Linked DNA regions of Homo sapiens: all the other regions are linked to region 1. A link is a loop called in an ENCODE intact Hi-C map of the cell type or tissue named here. Cell type or tissue: PC-9. All regions are shown on one strand.

What was found. Hi-C counts contacts between places; a loop is a spot of excess contacts. Peaks named below come from ENCODE experiments on the same cell type or tissue, not always from the same donor. Only the 100,000 strongest peaks of a DNase experiment are listed, where the experiment ranks them.
Region 2: a loop joins it to region 1, with 5 times the contacts of the local background. A loop is called at or near these places in 5 of 110 quality-filtered maps.
Region 3: it touches region 1 in a loop (4-fold over the local background); 26 of 110 quality-filtered maps call a loop at or near these places.

Annotation. Positions count from the first base shown.
Region 1 is chr16:84,173,484-84,178,483 of GRCh38, forward strand. It overlaps DNAAF1 (dynein axonemal assembly factor 1), which reads left to right. Exons shown (of 12, transcript NM_178452.6): 10 at 1,186-1,239; 11 at 2,450-2,816; 12 at 4,246-4,435. The coding sequence ends at 4,358. It overlaps TAF1C (TATA-box binding protein associated factor, RNA polymerase I subunit C), which reads right to left. Exons shown (of 15, transcript NM_001243156.2): 15 at 4,372-5,000. Among named protein-coding and RNA genes, the nearest start is that of TAF1C, 11 kb to the right of the region's middle. In PC-9, CTCF peaks have their summits at 1,951 and 2,152; DNase peaks (open chromatin) are centred at 1,968, 3,798 and 4,448; H3K27ac peaks cover 2,012 bases.
Region 2 is chr16:83,924,399-83,929,398 of GRCh38, forward strand. MLYCD (malonyl-CoA decarboxylase) reads left to right here. Exons shown (of 5, transcript NM_012213.3): 5 at 1-2,633. LOC105371372 (a long non-coding RNA gene) reads right to left here. Exons shown (of 2, transcript XR_007065147.1): 2 at 1-5,000. Among named protein-coding and RNA genes, the nearest start is that of OSGIN1, 26 kb to the right of the region's middle. In PC-9, CTCF peaks have their summits at 2,433 (motif pointing right) and 2,634; DNase peaks (open chromatin) are centred at 2,663, 4,233 and 4,863; H3K4me3 peaks cover 930 bases; H3K27ac peaks cover 2,524 bases.
Region 3 is chr16:84,472,984-84,477,983 of GRCh38, forward strand. MEAK7 (MTOR associated protein MEAK7) reads right to left here. Exons shown (of 8, transcript NM_020947.4): 8 at 3,372-5,000. Among named protein-coding and RNA genes, the nearest start is that of ATP2C2-AS1, 8.1 kb to the left of the region's middle. In PC-9, no CTCF peak of the experiment used is centred here; a DNase peak (open chromatin) is centred at 2,798; H3K27ac peaks cover 1,350 bases.

The DNA of each region.
Region 1 (5,000 bases):
AAGTGATCACGGTCAGAATTCACAGTGGGTTTCTAGTTTTCTGGAGCTATGTAAAAAAAAGAAACAAAGGCCAGGTGTGGAGGCTTACACCTGTAATCCCAGCACTTTGGGAGGCCAAGGTGGGTGGATCACATGAAGTCAGGAGTTTGAGACCAGCCTGGCCAACATGGTGAAACCCCATCTCTACTAAAAATACAAAAACATAAAAAATAAAAAAAATAAAATTAGCTGGGCGTGGTGGCAGGTGCCTATAATCCCAGCTACTCGGGAGGCTGAGGCAGGAGAACTGCTTGAACCTGGGAGGCGGAGGTTGCAGTGAGCCAAGATCTCACCACTGCACTCCAGCCTGGGCAACACAGCGAGACTCTGTCTCAAAAAAAAGAAAAAGAAAGGGACATAATTGGGCAATTTATCTCTCACATTTGAGAACTGACCATATAGATAACTACAACACTAATAGCTAATGTTAATTGGTTTCTTATTATATGGGTGACACCATTCTAAGCATGACTTGTATTGATTGATGTAACCCTTCCTACAACTCTAAGCAGTACATACTATTATCATCCCAATTTCCCAGATGAGGAAAATGAGAAACAGAGAGGTTAGGCAACTTGCCCAAAGCCAGACAGCTAGAAAATGGTGGTGGGGGAGTAACAACCTAGGCACCGTGGCTCCAGTTCATGCATCCAACCACACACTATGCTGCCTCCCCAACCACGCACTGGTTGTTATGGACAAAGATACCGAACAAACACCCACAATACAAAACAAAAAAGTCCTACAAGTTTTGGGGAGGTACAAAATATATTACTTTTATACCACATAGAGTTTTCGGACTAGTTTGTACAGAGGTGCATTTGGTTTGGGTCCCATTATTTCCCCCAAGATGAACTGGCTGTGTCTCTTAATAAAAAAGCAGAAAAAAGATGTGGAAATTCTTTAAACACGTCACACCTTGCAAGTTCCCTTTCATTTATTAGATCCAGACACCTGAGGTGGCAACGCTTGCTTTGTGTGTATCTAGAGTTCCTTTTGGTGGGGAACAGGCAGGCGAGTCACCTGAGTGATTTGAGTAACTGTAACTAAGGCTGGGTTGACTGCGTGTTTGCCTTTATCGTGCCTATCAGAACGTTGACAGTGCGTGTACCTCCCTGGTGATGTGCGGCTCACTTGCTCTTTCAGGACCTACCTGACTTGGAAGATGATGATGAAACAGGCAAATCTCTGGAAGACCAGGTTAAGGTCATTAGAAACCATTTTCCCACAGGCAGCTTAATTCCACCTTCGTTCTTGTCGTTTACCGTTTCTCTCCTAAACTTGAAAGTAAAATGTTCCCTGTGCATAAAGCATTGAATTCCCCCATATTCTTTTTCTTTTCTTTTCTTTTCAGGCAGAGTCTGGCTCTGTCACCCAGGCTGCAGTGCAATAGTGTGTTCTTGGCTCACTGCAACCTCCACCTCCTGGGTTCAAGCAATTCTCCTGTCTCAGCCTCCCAAGTAGCTGGGATTACAGGCATGAGCCACCACGCCCAGCTAATTTTTGTATTTTTAGTAGAGATGGGGTTTCTCCATGTTGGCCAGGCTGGTCTCGAACTCCTGACCTCAAGTGATCCACCCGCCTCAGCCTCCCAAAGTGCTGGGATTACAGGCGTGAGCCACCGCACCCAGCCCACATCCCCCATATTTTCACCTTGCTGAAGGAAATGCCATTTGTTCTTGTTCAATTTCTTTAAGATTTTATGATGAACCACTTGAAAATCTATTGCTGGTTTGTAACAGCTGAGTACAGTGCATAGTTAGCTGAAAGTACTTTCTGTCATTAAGATGTATTTCTATGTCCATCCTATGAATGTCTGTCTGAATATAGGGGAAGGAAATGAAAACAGGAGAGGGGAAAGAAAGGGGTGAGTCTGTGAGGCACAATGGGGAATTCTCTCAGAGTGACGTGACCCTACTCCACCCAGAGGCCATTACTGGCATTACCAGGAGCCCACACGTGCCAGACCCGTACCCTGAGGGAGAAGGAGGCATCAGCCATCATCTCTGAGCACGAGCTCAGCAGCAAAGAAAACAGACACAGTTACTGTGGGGGGCCTGCTGTCCAAGGAGCTAAGTCCCAGAGAGTCTGTGAAGGAAACGGGGTTCAGGGGCATGCCAAGCAGAGCCCAGGGCTCAGGGGTGCGCCCTCTCAGGTACCAGGAGGGTGAGGAATAGCCAGTGGCTGGGGGAGCAGAGGGCAGAGAGAAGGGCATAGACATGAGCTGTGCCCAGGGAGTGGCCACCCCCAGGCCTAACTTTCAGAGTCCTGTGTTCCCTTGGGCCTTTCTTGGATGTGGCAACAGAATACTTTGTGACATTGGGTGAAAAAGCAGAACTGGCATGGTGCATTGTAGAGCGATTCTGTTGTGAAAACAGAAACTTTCAGACACCTTTTCTTCTGTAAATAGAATATGTGCTTTCCGAAGATTGAGGTCATCTCGAGCTTGAGTGATGACAGTGACCCTGAACTGGACTACACGTCACTCCCTGTGCTGGAAAACCTCCCCACAGACACTCTGTCAAATATATTTGCAGTCTCTAAAGACACCTCAAAGGCGGCTCGGGTGCCCTTCACAGACATCTTTAAAAAAGAAGCTAAGAGGGACTTGGAAATCCGAAAACAAGACACCAAGTCCCCAAGACCCCTGATCCAGGAGCTCAGCGACGAGGACCCCTCTGGCCAGCTACTGATGCCCCCCACCTGCCAAAGAGATGCTGCACCACTCACTTCCAGTGGAGACAGGGACAGCGACTTCCTTGCAGCCTCTTCTCCGGGTAAGAGCGTGGGGCCGAGAGCACAGTGGAGACAATGTTGGCTCCCCGGCCTGGGATGGGTGGGGCAGGGCAGTCACTCAGCCTTACCCTGAGCTTTCATGTTGCTGGAGGGGTCACCCAGGACAGACCACACAGATCCTCTGAAGGTCCCATTCCTGAGTTCACGGGTCTGAAGCTGCCACTTGCTGGTAGCCAGCCTGGGCCAGGAAGCCACCGAGCCAGCCTCCTCTTGGGCAGCCGAGTCTGACTGTGTGTGGGGGTCACAATCCCCCTGTGGTCATGCAGATCTCCTGGGGCGGGGGCCTAATGACCGTGCATTTCCACCCCCTCCTCACCATCCCTGGCCTCAGCCTTTCTAGACCAGGGCTTTTGGAGGGGACCACCAACACCACTGCTGGGGAGTGTGGGGCAAGCGAGGTGACAGCCACACAAGGGCGTGGCTGCTTCACAGTGACCCAGGCCCGGGTGAATCACAGGCCAGTCCTAGTGGCCTTCAAGGCAGGGAAGGCAAAGGGGCAAAGGGGCACCAGGCAGGGACGGCAGCCAGAGGCCTGGCTGCAGAAGACCCAGAAAAACATGCTGAATGTACCGGGGCCTCCCCTCATACTGCAGGCTGGTACATGTGCCTGGCAGATGCGGTTTTGGGGAGCAGCCGGTTAGTGCTGAGAACAAGCAAGCTGGGACTGTTTTTTCATTCAGCATCTGCCTTCAGGTGCACTCCCAAATTGGGGGCTGTGTGGAGCCCAGACCGTGCTACTCTCATCCAGCACGCATCGGTGGCCAGGCTTTTTCCTGAAGACAGCTGCCTGGCTGACTCCAGACTTGCAGGCAGGAAGCAGGGAGTGGCCTGAGTGCATTTCCCGGGAACACTGAGTGGCCTTCTCTTCCACTCTAGGAACCAGCACAGAAAAGTGCAGTCTGAGCTGGAGCCCGTGCAGCCTCGGGCGGGGGCAGGCCTGGAGGACGTTGAATAATTTGTTTTTGTTTGTTTTGTTTGAGACAGTCTCGCACTGTGGCCTAGGCTGGAATGCAGTCATGTGATCTTGGCTCACTGCAACCTCTGCCTCCTAGGTTCAAGCAATTCTCCTGCCTCCGCCTCTGAAGTAGCTGGGATTACAGGCACCCGTCAAGGGATTTTCCTGCCTCAGCCTCCCCAGTAGCTGGTATTATAGGGGCCTGCCACCACGCCCAGCTAATCTTTGTATTTTTAGTAGAGATGGGGTTTCACCATGTTGACCAGGCTGGTCTCGAACTCCTGACCTCAGGTGATCTGTTTGCCTCGGCCTCCCAAAGTGCTGGGATTACAGGTATGAGCCACCACGCCCAGTTGAGGACACTGAATTTGGCCTGGACTGAACCCCAAGGCTGCCCCCCTGTCCTTGCAGTCACAGTGACAGGGAGAAAGCACAGGTCACCCTTCCTTCCACAGTGCCGACTGAGAGCGCCGCCACACCCCCAGAGACGTGTGTCGGAGTTGCCCAGCCCAGCCAAGCTCTGCCCACGTGGGACCTCACTGCATTCCCAGCACCGAAAGCATCATAGTTTTCCCCAGTTATATGTAGCATAAATGGTTTAATCATAAATGTCTCCCTTAGGCATGATAAACATTTTAACACCCACGCGAGTCAGTGTATGATTGGGCTAGCTCCTGTTTGTGTGAGTCACATGCAATTCCTTTCACCAGCCAACCTGAAAAAAGACCTTTCTCTTACTATGTCATCAGAAACCAGACAGACCCGGGTCCCTGCAAAATCTCAAGTGAGCATTTTCCCCACAGGAAAACAGAATCTTCCACTGCAGCTAGAGAAACTCCGAGGAAGAGGGACTTGATGCTTTAGACATCAAAATGAGAAGGGGAGGGAGGAAAGAAAGGGGGGAGTCTGTGAGGCACAACAGAGAATTCCCCCAAACTGACATGACCGTGACCCTCTGCTCAGAGGGCACTATCGACAGCCCACAGGTGCCAGACCCATGTCCCAAGGGAGAAGGAACATCAGCCATCATCTCTCTGCATGAGCTCAGTGTCAGGTAGTAGCTGTGGCGGGACGCTGTCCAGCCTAAAAAACGTGACCATTCCAATTCATCTTCAGCTGCCAAGTGTATTTAGTCCCTGAACCTGGATCCAAGGCATCTCCCTGTAGGAAACATCAGACCGGGGCAGAGATTGACAAAGCAACCCACAAC
Region 2 (5,000 bases), 250 kb before region 1:
GTGGGCCGTATCCCACCCAGCAGGAGCGCTTGCTTCTGAAGCTCCCGTGCGTCTGTGACAGAGGCTTGAACCCCCGGCTTGTTCTCTCACGTCTGTTGCCGTAAATCTGTCTCCATCGCCTGGCACATAGGAGAGGCTTGGCAAATATTTTTGGTTCACTGAAGAAAGGCAGCCCTCACTCCTGCTGCTCAGACAGCACCCCCTGAACGTGAGTTACTGCCTCCTTGAGCACTTTCGCAGGAGAGAAGACCAGAGAGCTGCCTTCAAAGATGCCAGAGCCATGTTTATTTAAGCGGCGCTGCTCCAGAGAGAACTGGCCATTTGCAGTCTCCACCCCAGTGTGGCTCACGATGCCACCTCTCCTTGCCAGCTCTCACCGAGGCCCCCGGTGACCTCCTAGGGGGTACATCCAGCCAGGTTCCCCCTCAGCAATGGCCAGGGGCCACCGTGGGCCACACTGCACTTCCCAAATGCTCCCGGCACTGGCACAGATGCACACCCTCTTGGCCATCCCCACCTGTGCTCCGCCACTCTTAGTCAGCCATTCCTCTCGGCTTCCGGGAGTCCCCTCCTTCTCTAAGGATCTCACCCCCATCCGTGTCTCTGCTGTCTCCTAACTACCGATAGCAAGGGCACTAGTGCCCCTGTTTGCCGGGGACAGGCCCTGTCTGGGGCCCTGGTGTGGCATCATTGTTAACAGAGCTTCTTTTCACTCTGAAGTGTTCAGTTAGGACAGTCACTTGCACAGTCCCCTCACTGGTGACACAGACACCCCATACCTGTGTGTTTCCCCTGCATAGCTCAGCAGCAGCTCAGGCTCAGCACGGCCAAGGCTGAATGCAGATGCCCTCCCTCCAAAACCTGGCCTCCTCCAGCTGTTCCTTCCTGGCGAGGCCACCTCCAACTGTGTAACACAGAAGCCTGGGTGCCATCCCTGGGGCTCCCCTCACCCCCACCTCCCACCCGTCCCCGGGCCCCTGGACAGACCACTGGCCTTGTTCTCTTCATTTCCCTGGCCCAGGTTACAAAGTCTCCTTCCTGATTATGTGCATTAACTAACCTCGCAGGTGCTCTGCCCACCTGCCTACGCCAGACTCTTCCAGATCCTTCTCCACCCCAGCAGGCAGAGTTGTCATTGTGAAATGCAAATCAGGTTCCATCTCTCCTCTCCTTTCCTACCTCCCACCATCCCCGTCACCCTCCCTGTCACACACAGCCCCCTCCGTGGCCTCTCAAGCCTGCTGTGGCCTGACCCTCCCCTCTGCTTTTCCAGGCCCTCCTGGCACTGTCCTCCCTCAGTCTGGGACTCCCTGTCCTCCCTCCTTCCTGCGTGGCACATGCTCCTCCCTCTTCTTGAAACGCTCTCCCCTCCCTGCCTCCCAGGCAATGCCCACTCTGCCTCCAAAGTTCATCCATCGTCCTCTCCTCAGGAAGATTTCCCTGGTGGCTTGACTAGGTCACAGTCCCCCTTTATTTGCCGTCTTCTCACTGGGGCCTCTCCTTCCTGGTAGCTTCTAAACAAGGCAGTTTCATGTGTGTATCTCCACTAGACTAGACGCTCTCTGAGGGCAGGGACCCTGCTTCGCTTCTGGCCCGAGGTGGCTGCAGGGTCTGCAAGATCATCAGGGCCCCCTCCAATGTGACACTTGCAGAGGGGACCCCTGGCCTGGGGCCACGCTGGTTACTTGGGTACACTCCTTGCCCAGGGTTCCACAGCCCCTTAAAGGCAGGGTCTTTCTGGCCACGCCTGGCCCTGGTCTGGCCTCCCCAAGGAGCCCTGCCGCTGGGGGTGCTGTGTGGGAACAGAGCACAGGCCCTCCCTCCCAGAGCCCACGAGATCTCACTTTCTCCAAGCCCAGCTCCCCAAGGACTCAGACCCCAGTTGCCCTGCACTGAACGCTGGCTTGCCCTAGCTCACTCGGACCCCACCCTGCACTGGGAAGGAGGGTCCCTGTCCCCGTTTGACGGGTGACGACACTGAGGCCCAGAGAGCTGAAGGGGCTGGCCGAGGGGACGGGCTTGGGCGCTTCCATTCTCACACTGCTGCCGTGACACCTAATCCATCCGGGGAAGTTCCCTTTAAACCCAAAAGGGGACGGTGAAGCCACACGCGGCCGCCCTTCTCAGGAGCCCACTTCCACCTCTCGCAGGCTAGACAGCGTTCCCCAAGTCCCCCCTTGAGCTGGGTGGGCTGCCCAGCTGTGAACACAAGGACACCTCCGATTTCGTCCTGTGAATGTTGATATTAGTGGTCCCTTCCTTCAGGGGCTGTGGGGATCTCAAAAGATAAGGCAGGTCTGGAGTCCTGCGCGGTACCTGCCGCATGGCAGGCTCTTTACGGACAGCGCAGGGACGCACTTTGATGCTGAAAATGAGTCTCTGGGACAGATGGATCCCAGTCTGGGTCCTCGCAAGCGCTGTGCACCCCGTCGCCGCGAGATGGCGGTGTTGCGCCCCTCCAGCCTCCTCTGCTCTGCGCTTGGGCGCTGAATGTTAAAATTCCTAACAGGTGAATCGCTTGAATCCGGGAGGCGGAGGTTGCAGTTGGCCGAGATGGCGCCACTCACTCCAGCCTGGCGACAGAGCGAGACTACGTCTCAAAAAAAAATAAAAATAAAAAAATAAAATCCTAACAGGTAGCATACCTGCACTCGGAACTTGCACAGCCGCTCCCCACTCTCTCACAGGGATTAGGTAACGATACTCAGAGCTAGAGCAGGCATTTGGGACTGCCCAAACCAGCTGCTCTTCCTGCTTTCTGAAGCTTCCCCGGGGGAATCTTCTGGCTCCCAGTCCGAGCCTCCTGTGGTCAGCTCCTCCTTGCCCAGTCGTCGTTTGCAGTACAGCAGGGGCGTGGTCATTTGCAAATGTCCCAGAGGGCCCCCTCCAGTCGCTTCACATCGGTCTCAAGTCGGGCTGACTGAGGGCATGACTTTCTGTCTCAGGCATGGAGCCCAGATCACAGATCGAAACTCCGCTAAATCTAGAGGCCACGGGTCCCAAACACCAGTCATTTGCTGAGCACTGTCGCAATTTTTTTATATCCCTCCCATCAATACAAGCTGGATTTTTTTATTAAGTAGAAGCTAAAAGTAAAAAGTAATATAAAAACAAAACAGCATTAAACTTCAGTTAGATACATTTGCTTTCTCTCTTCAAAAAAATCGGGGTTGGCGGGGGAGGATTAATAAATGTTAAGGTTTTTTAAACGTATATTACCAAACAGACTTTCTCTTTGAGGACTCAGAAAGTCCTCAAAAGACTCATAAAGGAGCAAGAATTGGAAAAGGATTAAATGAGATTATTGCTTCGTCCAGGAGCCACCAGATTATCACACATCTCACACCCTGGGCAATCCTTTGAAGAATTTTGCCTCTAGACATGCAAAGTGCACTTTGCCCTGGGTTTATCTAAGTCCTGCGCTGTCGCCCAGGCTGGAGTGCAATGGGGCCATCTTGGCTCACTTCAACCTCTGCCTCCCAGGTTCAAGCAATTCTCCTGCCTCCGCCTCCTGAGTAGCTGGGACTACAAGCACACACCACCATGCCTGGCTAATTTTTTGTGTGTTTGTAATAGAGCCAGGGTTTCATCATGTTGGCCAGGCTGGTCTCGAACTCCTGACCTCAAGTGATCCACCCGCCTTGGCCTCCCAAAATGCTGGGATTACAGGTGTGAGCCACCACGCCCGACTCTTAGAGATGTGTTCTGGAAACCCCAGTGATAAGCACTGGGACCAGAAGGAGAAGCTACATGCAGGTAGAAGCCAGACCTTGGCGTCCTGGGAGGAGGAACTTCCCTATGTGACCAGGAGTTGGGGCACCCCAGCAGAACCTGGCCTCTGCTTGGCACAGTGGCATTGGGGACCAGCCAAATCCTGCAGGCCTTCCAGAGCTCCAAAATACTTATTAAGCTTTCACTTAAAATCTCATTTGTAACTGCACTGGAAGTGGCCAATTCACAAGTGTGATGCATCAGAGATTAGCACGTTGGAACCACCAACATGTCACCTTGTGGTGTGAGGTCATCTCGACTTCGTAAGCCCTCAGCATACCCAGGCTTCTCCCAAAATCTGTGAGTTGCAGCAGCCACAGAGAGAACAGTCTGAAACTCTTATAATTTGCAGCTTTTTATCTGTATGAATCAGAGCTCCTGCCCATTCCTGTGCAAGCACAGACACAGGCTGGCTTAGAAACCAGCAGTGGACATAAACCTCTGCTGCCCAAGTGTTGCAATCCTCAAAGCAGCCTTGTGGTTGAAAGTGGAGATTTTTACCCACGACCTCAGGATCATGAAGGCAGCACCTATGGTAAAGCAGTCGATTGCCAAACCTCTTCTGAAAGGAATGTGGGGCTTTCACAACAATAATCGGCACTGGCCTTAGACCCAGGCAGGAGGGCACCTGCCACAGACCCCACGCTTGAGAGGCCCTTACGTGTCGCAGACCCACACGCAGGACTCCTATGTCCCTGGGATACAGCACTCAGTGTTGGCCCGGACTTAGCGTCCACTCTCGCACAACCACCCCCCAAGCCTCGAAGAAACACTGTCTGCGTCTCCCGCTTGACAACTTGGAAACAAAAGGCCACTTCATCTAAATGCTGTAAAGGCAGGTAGGTTGTGCATCACCAACAGAGACAGACATTGCACTGGAGTAGAGGCAGGGTCTGAGAGGTGGAAGAGCTGAGGTGAGACAAGAGGTGCAGTCATTGAATTGTCTGGTCCTTCCTCTCTGATAGCAGGAGTCCAAGAGCCTCTTGCCTGACAAAGTCCAGCTTGCCATGGTGCAGGTGTAATTTATGAATCTCACTCGACTGCATTCAGTTACTCATCCAGACGGTGCCAGCCCATCCATACGATGCACAGTCATCTCTGACATCTTGCTGACCCTTAGGCACATAAAAACATAGCTGTACCCAGTTTTTTTCCAACTGTATTGTTAGACAGGACAGAGGCTAGAAAATATTTTATTAGGACCCAGAGATGGGTCCTGAGCCTGGCAT
Region 3 (5,000 bases), 300 kb after region 1:
CAGCTGACATCATCCTGAATGGGGAAAAGCTGAAAGCCTTTCCTCTAAGAACTGGAACAAGACAAGGATGCCCACTTTTACCACTCCTATGCAACATAATATTGGAAGTCCTGGCCAGAGCAATCAGGCAAGAGAAAGAAATAAAAAGCATCCCAACTGGCAAAGAGGAACTCAAATTGTCCCTTTTTGCTGATGATATGATCCTGTATCTAGAAAGACTCCATCAAAAAACTATTAGATCTCATAAATTCAGTAAAGTTACAGGATACAAAATCAACATACAGAAATCAGTAGTGTTTCTACATACAGATAATGGAATATCTGAGAAATAATTCAAGACAATAACCCCATTGACAATTACTACAAAAAAAAAAAAAAAAAACCTAGGAATAAATTTAACCAAGAAGTAAAAGATCTATACAAGGAAAACTACAAAGCACTAATGAAAGACATTGAAGAGGACACAAACAAATGGAAAACATCCCATGCTCATGGATCAGAACTAATACCATTAAAATGACCGTACTGCCCAAAGCCATCTAGAGATTCAATGCCATCCCTATCAAAATATGTCATTTTTCACAAAATTAAAAACAAATCCTAAAGTTCATATGGAACCAAAAGAGAGCCCAAGTAGCCTAAGCAATCCTGAGCAAAAAGAACAAGGTTGCAGGCAGCATACCACCTCACTTCAAAATCTATTACAGGGCTATAGTAACCAAAATAGCATGGTATTGCTTTAAAAAAAATTTAAAAAGAGACACATGGACCAATGGAACAGAATAGAGAAACCAGAAATAAGTCTACATATCTATAGCCAACTTATGTTCAACAAAGTTGCCAAAAACATACACTGGGGTAAGGACAGTGTCTTCAATAAATGGTGCTGGGATAATTGGATATCCATATGCAGAAGAATGAAACCCTACCTCTCACCATCTACAAAAACCAGATGAAGACGAATTAAAGATTTAAATGTAAGACCCAAAACTATAAAACTACTAGAAGAAAACAGGGAAAACAATTCACGAACCCAACAATTTAAAAATAAACAATCCCATTAAAAAGTAGACAAAGGACATGAATAGACATTTCTCAAAAGAAGACATATAATGGCCAACAGCTATAAGAAAAAAAAAAAAAGAGCTCAACATCACTAACTATCATCCAATCCAGCAATCCCACTACTGAGTATTTATTCAAAGGAAAAGAATCAGTGTGTCCAAGGGATATCTGCATGCCGACATTTACTGCAGCACTATTCGCAATAGCAAAGATGTAGACACAACCTAAACATCCACCAATGGATGAACGGATAAAGAAAACGCGGTATATACCCTCTCATGCCAGTCAGCATGGCAATTATTAAAATGTCAAGAAACAATAGATGCTGATGAGATCGTAGAAAAACAGGAACGCGGCTGGGCGCAGTGGCTCACGCCTGTAATCCCAGCATTTTGGGAGGCTGAGGTGGACGGATCACAAGGTCAGGAGATCGAGACCATCCTGGCTAACACGGTGAAACTCTGTCCCTACTAAAAATACAAAAAAATTAGCCGGGCGTGGTGGCGGGCGCCTGTAGTCCCAGCTACTCGGGAGGCTGAGGCAGGAGAATGGCGTGAACCGGGGAGGTGGAGCTTGCAGTGAGCGGAGGTCACGCCACTGCACTCCAGCCTGGGCAACAGAGTGAGACTCCGTCTCAAGAAAAAAAAAAAAAAAAAAGAAAAAACAGGAACGCTCTTCCACTGTTGGTGGTAATGTAAATTAGTTCAACCATTGTGGAAGACAGTGTGGCGATTCCTCAAAGATCTAGAATCAGAAATACCACTGGACGCAGCAATCCCATTACTAGGTACATACCCAAAGGAATATAAATCATATGTTACAAAGATACATGCACACATATGTTCACGGCAGCGCTATTCACAATAACAAAGACATGGTATCAACCCAAATGCCCATTAGTGATAGACTGGATTTTAAAAATGTGGCACATATATACCATGGAATACTAAGTAGCCATCAAAAAGAATGAGATCATGTCCTTTGCAGGAACATGGATGGAGCTGGGAGCCATTACCCTCAGCAAACTGGCACAGGAAGAGAAAACCAAACACTGCATGTTCTCACTTATAAGTGGAAGCTGAACAGTAAGAACACATGGATGCAGGGAGGGGAAAAACACAGACTGGGGCCTGTTGGTGGTAGGGCTGCGGGAGGGAGAGGATTAGGAAAAATAGCTAACGCATGCTGGGCTTAATACGTAGGTGATGGGTTGATAGGTTCAGCAAACCACCATGGCACACATTTACCTATGTAACAAATCTGCACATCCTGCACATGTACCCTGGAACTTAATTTTTTAAAAAAGGAAGAGTATATATACACGATGGAATATTATTTGGCCATAAAAAGTGAAATCATGTCATTTGCAACAACATGGATGGTACTGGAGGTCATTATGTTCAGTGAAAAAGGCAGACACAGAAAGACAAATTCTGCATGTTCTCACTGATGTATGTCAGCTAAAAAAAAAAAAAAGTGGATCTCATGGAGGTAGAGAAAAGAACGATAGATACTAGAGGATGGGAAGGATATATGAGTGGGAGGGAGGGAGCAAGAGATGTCGGCTAGTGGGTGCAGGGAGCCGAAGGCCCGTGGGACGTGACCAACTCAGCATTCCACTGGAGGCTGTGTGATCAAACAGCAAACTGTTTATCATGAATGCAGGATGTGGGCAAACTCATGACTGCTCCTGCCAACAGGTTTGCTGGAGGCCATCACTCCCTGTCACCAAGGTTATCTACTGCGACATCTAGAGCCTGTTGTTTGAGGAATGCAGTCTTGCAAGCCTACTCCGGACTGAGCAGCTGACCCCTTCTTCCACCCCCCTTCTCACTATGTCTTTTGCATAACAAATACGGAGGGCTGTGTAAAGTTCAGGGCCCTTGTCCACTAGAGGCAAGGTGCCCCCTGACCCCTTCTTCCAAACATACTCTTTTGTCTCTTGTCTTTTATTCCCATGTTCGCCCCCTTTGTTCGGTCCCCCTAGGTCCATGAGGATTACTTAGTTGCACCCCAAACAGCAACAGAACCGGGTGCCCCACAAGGGGGTACAAACATACAGTTAGAAGAGATAAGTTCTCATGTTCTATAGCAGCACTGGGTGACCAGAGTCGGCAACAATGCACTGTGTATTTCACAGTAGACATAAGGGAAGACTTGCAATGCTTGGAATGTGGAAAGGATACTCAAGTTGACGGACACCCCTAAATACCCTCACTTGATCATTACACAGTCTACACATGTAGCAAATACATGTACCCCATAAGTATGTAAATATTATATCAACAAAATATAGTTTTTGTCTATCAGGTTAAAAAAACATATTTTAATACAGTTTTGCTGAAAACATGGCAAACAGGCACCCCGGTATATTGAGTATAAATTGAGCTCAAGAGGTTTTTTTAATTCATCTATATCTAAATAAAAGGCATATACCTCTCAATCCAACAATTCCAATTCTAAGAGTTTATCCCACAGACACCATCACAGCAAGGCACACATAAACGATATTCATGACAATGATTAGCTGCAAACAAAATGTTCCCCAGCTGCAGACGGTGGAACGCTAGGCCCGAGAGCATCCATATGGTGGGACATCACGCAGTCCATAAAGACAAGAGGGAGGCAGGTGGGTGGTTACGGACCTCCCTTTAAAAAAGAAAGCGAGGGACACATCAGTGTGTAAAAGACAGTGATGCCCAGGTGTGCACCAAGTCACAGGGAGGAGACCTGAGTGATTTTTGCATCAGTGCCTTTGCCTGTCAGGAGGGAAAATAGCTGGAGAAGAGGCAGGAAGATGACTGACTTTAAGTTGTATCCTTTTATCTTTTTTTTCTAAACCAGGTACACAATTTTTTTTAAACATAGGGTCTTGCTGTGTTGCCCAGGCTGGAGTGCAGTGGCACAATCACAGCTTATAGCAGCCTCAACCTTCCAGGCCTAAATGATCCTCACACCTCAGCCTCCCAAGTAGCTAGGACCACAGGCATGTGTTACCATGCCTGGTTAATTTTCGTATTTTTTTTTGTAGAGATGGGTTTTCGCCATGTTGCCCAGGCTGGTCTTGAACTCCTGGGCTCAAGCAATCGGCCTGCCTCAAGCTCCCAAAATGCTGGGATTACAGGCGTGAGCCATCACACCCAGCCTTTTTTTTTTTCTTGAAACGGAGTTTCACTCTTGTTGCCCAGGCTAGAGTGCAATGGCACGATCTCGGCTCACCACAACCTCTGCCTCCCTGGTTCAAGCAATTCTACTACCTCAGCCTCCTGAGTAGCTGAGATTACAGGCATGTGCCACCATGCCCAGCTAATTTTGTATTTTTAGTAGAGATGGGGTTTCTCCATGTTGGTCAGGCTGGTCTCGAACTTCCGACCTCAGGTGATCCGCCTACCTCGGCCTCCCAAAGTGCTGGGATTACAGGCGTGAGCCACCGCACCCGGCCCCAGACTTTTTTTTAATTAAAAAATATGGTGGGAGAAAATAATAGCTTGCAATGTGGCAATCATTTATAATAGTTTGCAACGCGGACAAATTTTTTTTTTAACCCCTTCCTCCTAGCACTTTCTAGGGCCCTGATAAGTCTTCATTTGTAGGGAGACCTCTAGTCCTTAGAACCTGAATTCTCATTCTGGTTTCACAAAAGAACAAACTATTCATTTGTGCAAACTAGGATTGCGAGTTTCTCAGAGCCAGGTAAGGTACTGTCAGGTCCACTGGCCCCAGCCCTGCACACGCCCTAAAAAGGTTTGAGTGTCCAGAGGCAGAACCGTGCACCAAGAGAAGCCCACAGAGAGAGCTGCATCCCCCAGGCTCCCAAGCCCGGGCCAGTGACCTTTCTCTAAGTGCACTGCCTGGAAGCAGGTGCATTCGTGATCTGCACTCTCCTTAGAACAAGCTCAGGGTGGAAAGCATGTGAGTGGACAAAGTCCTAACCT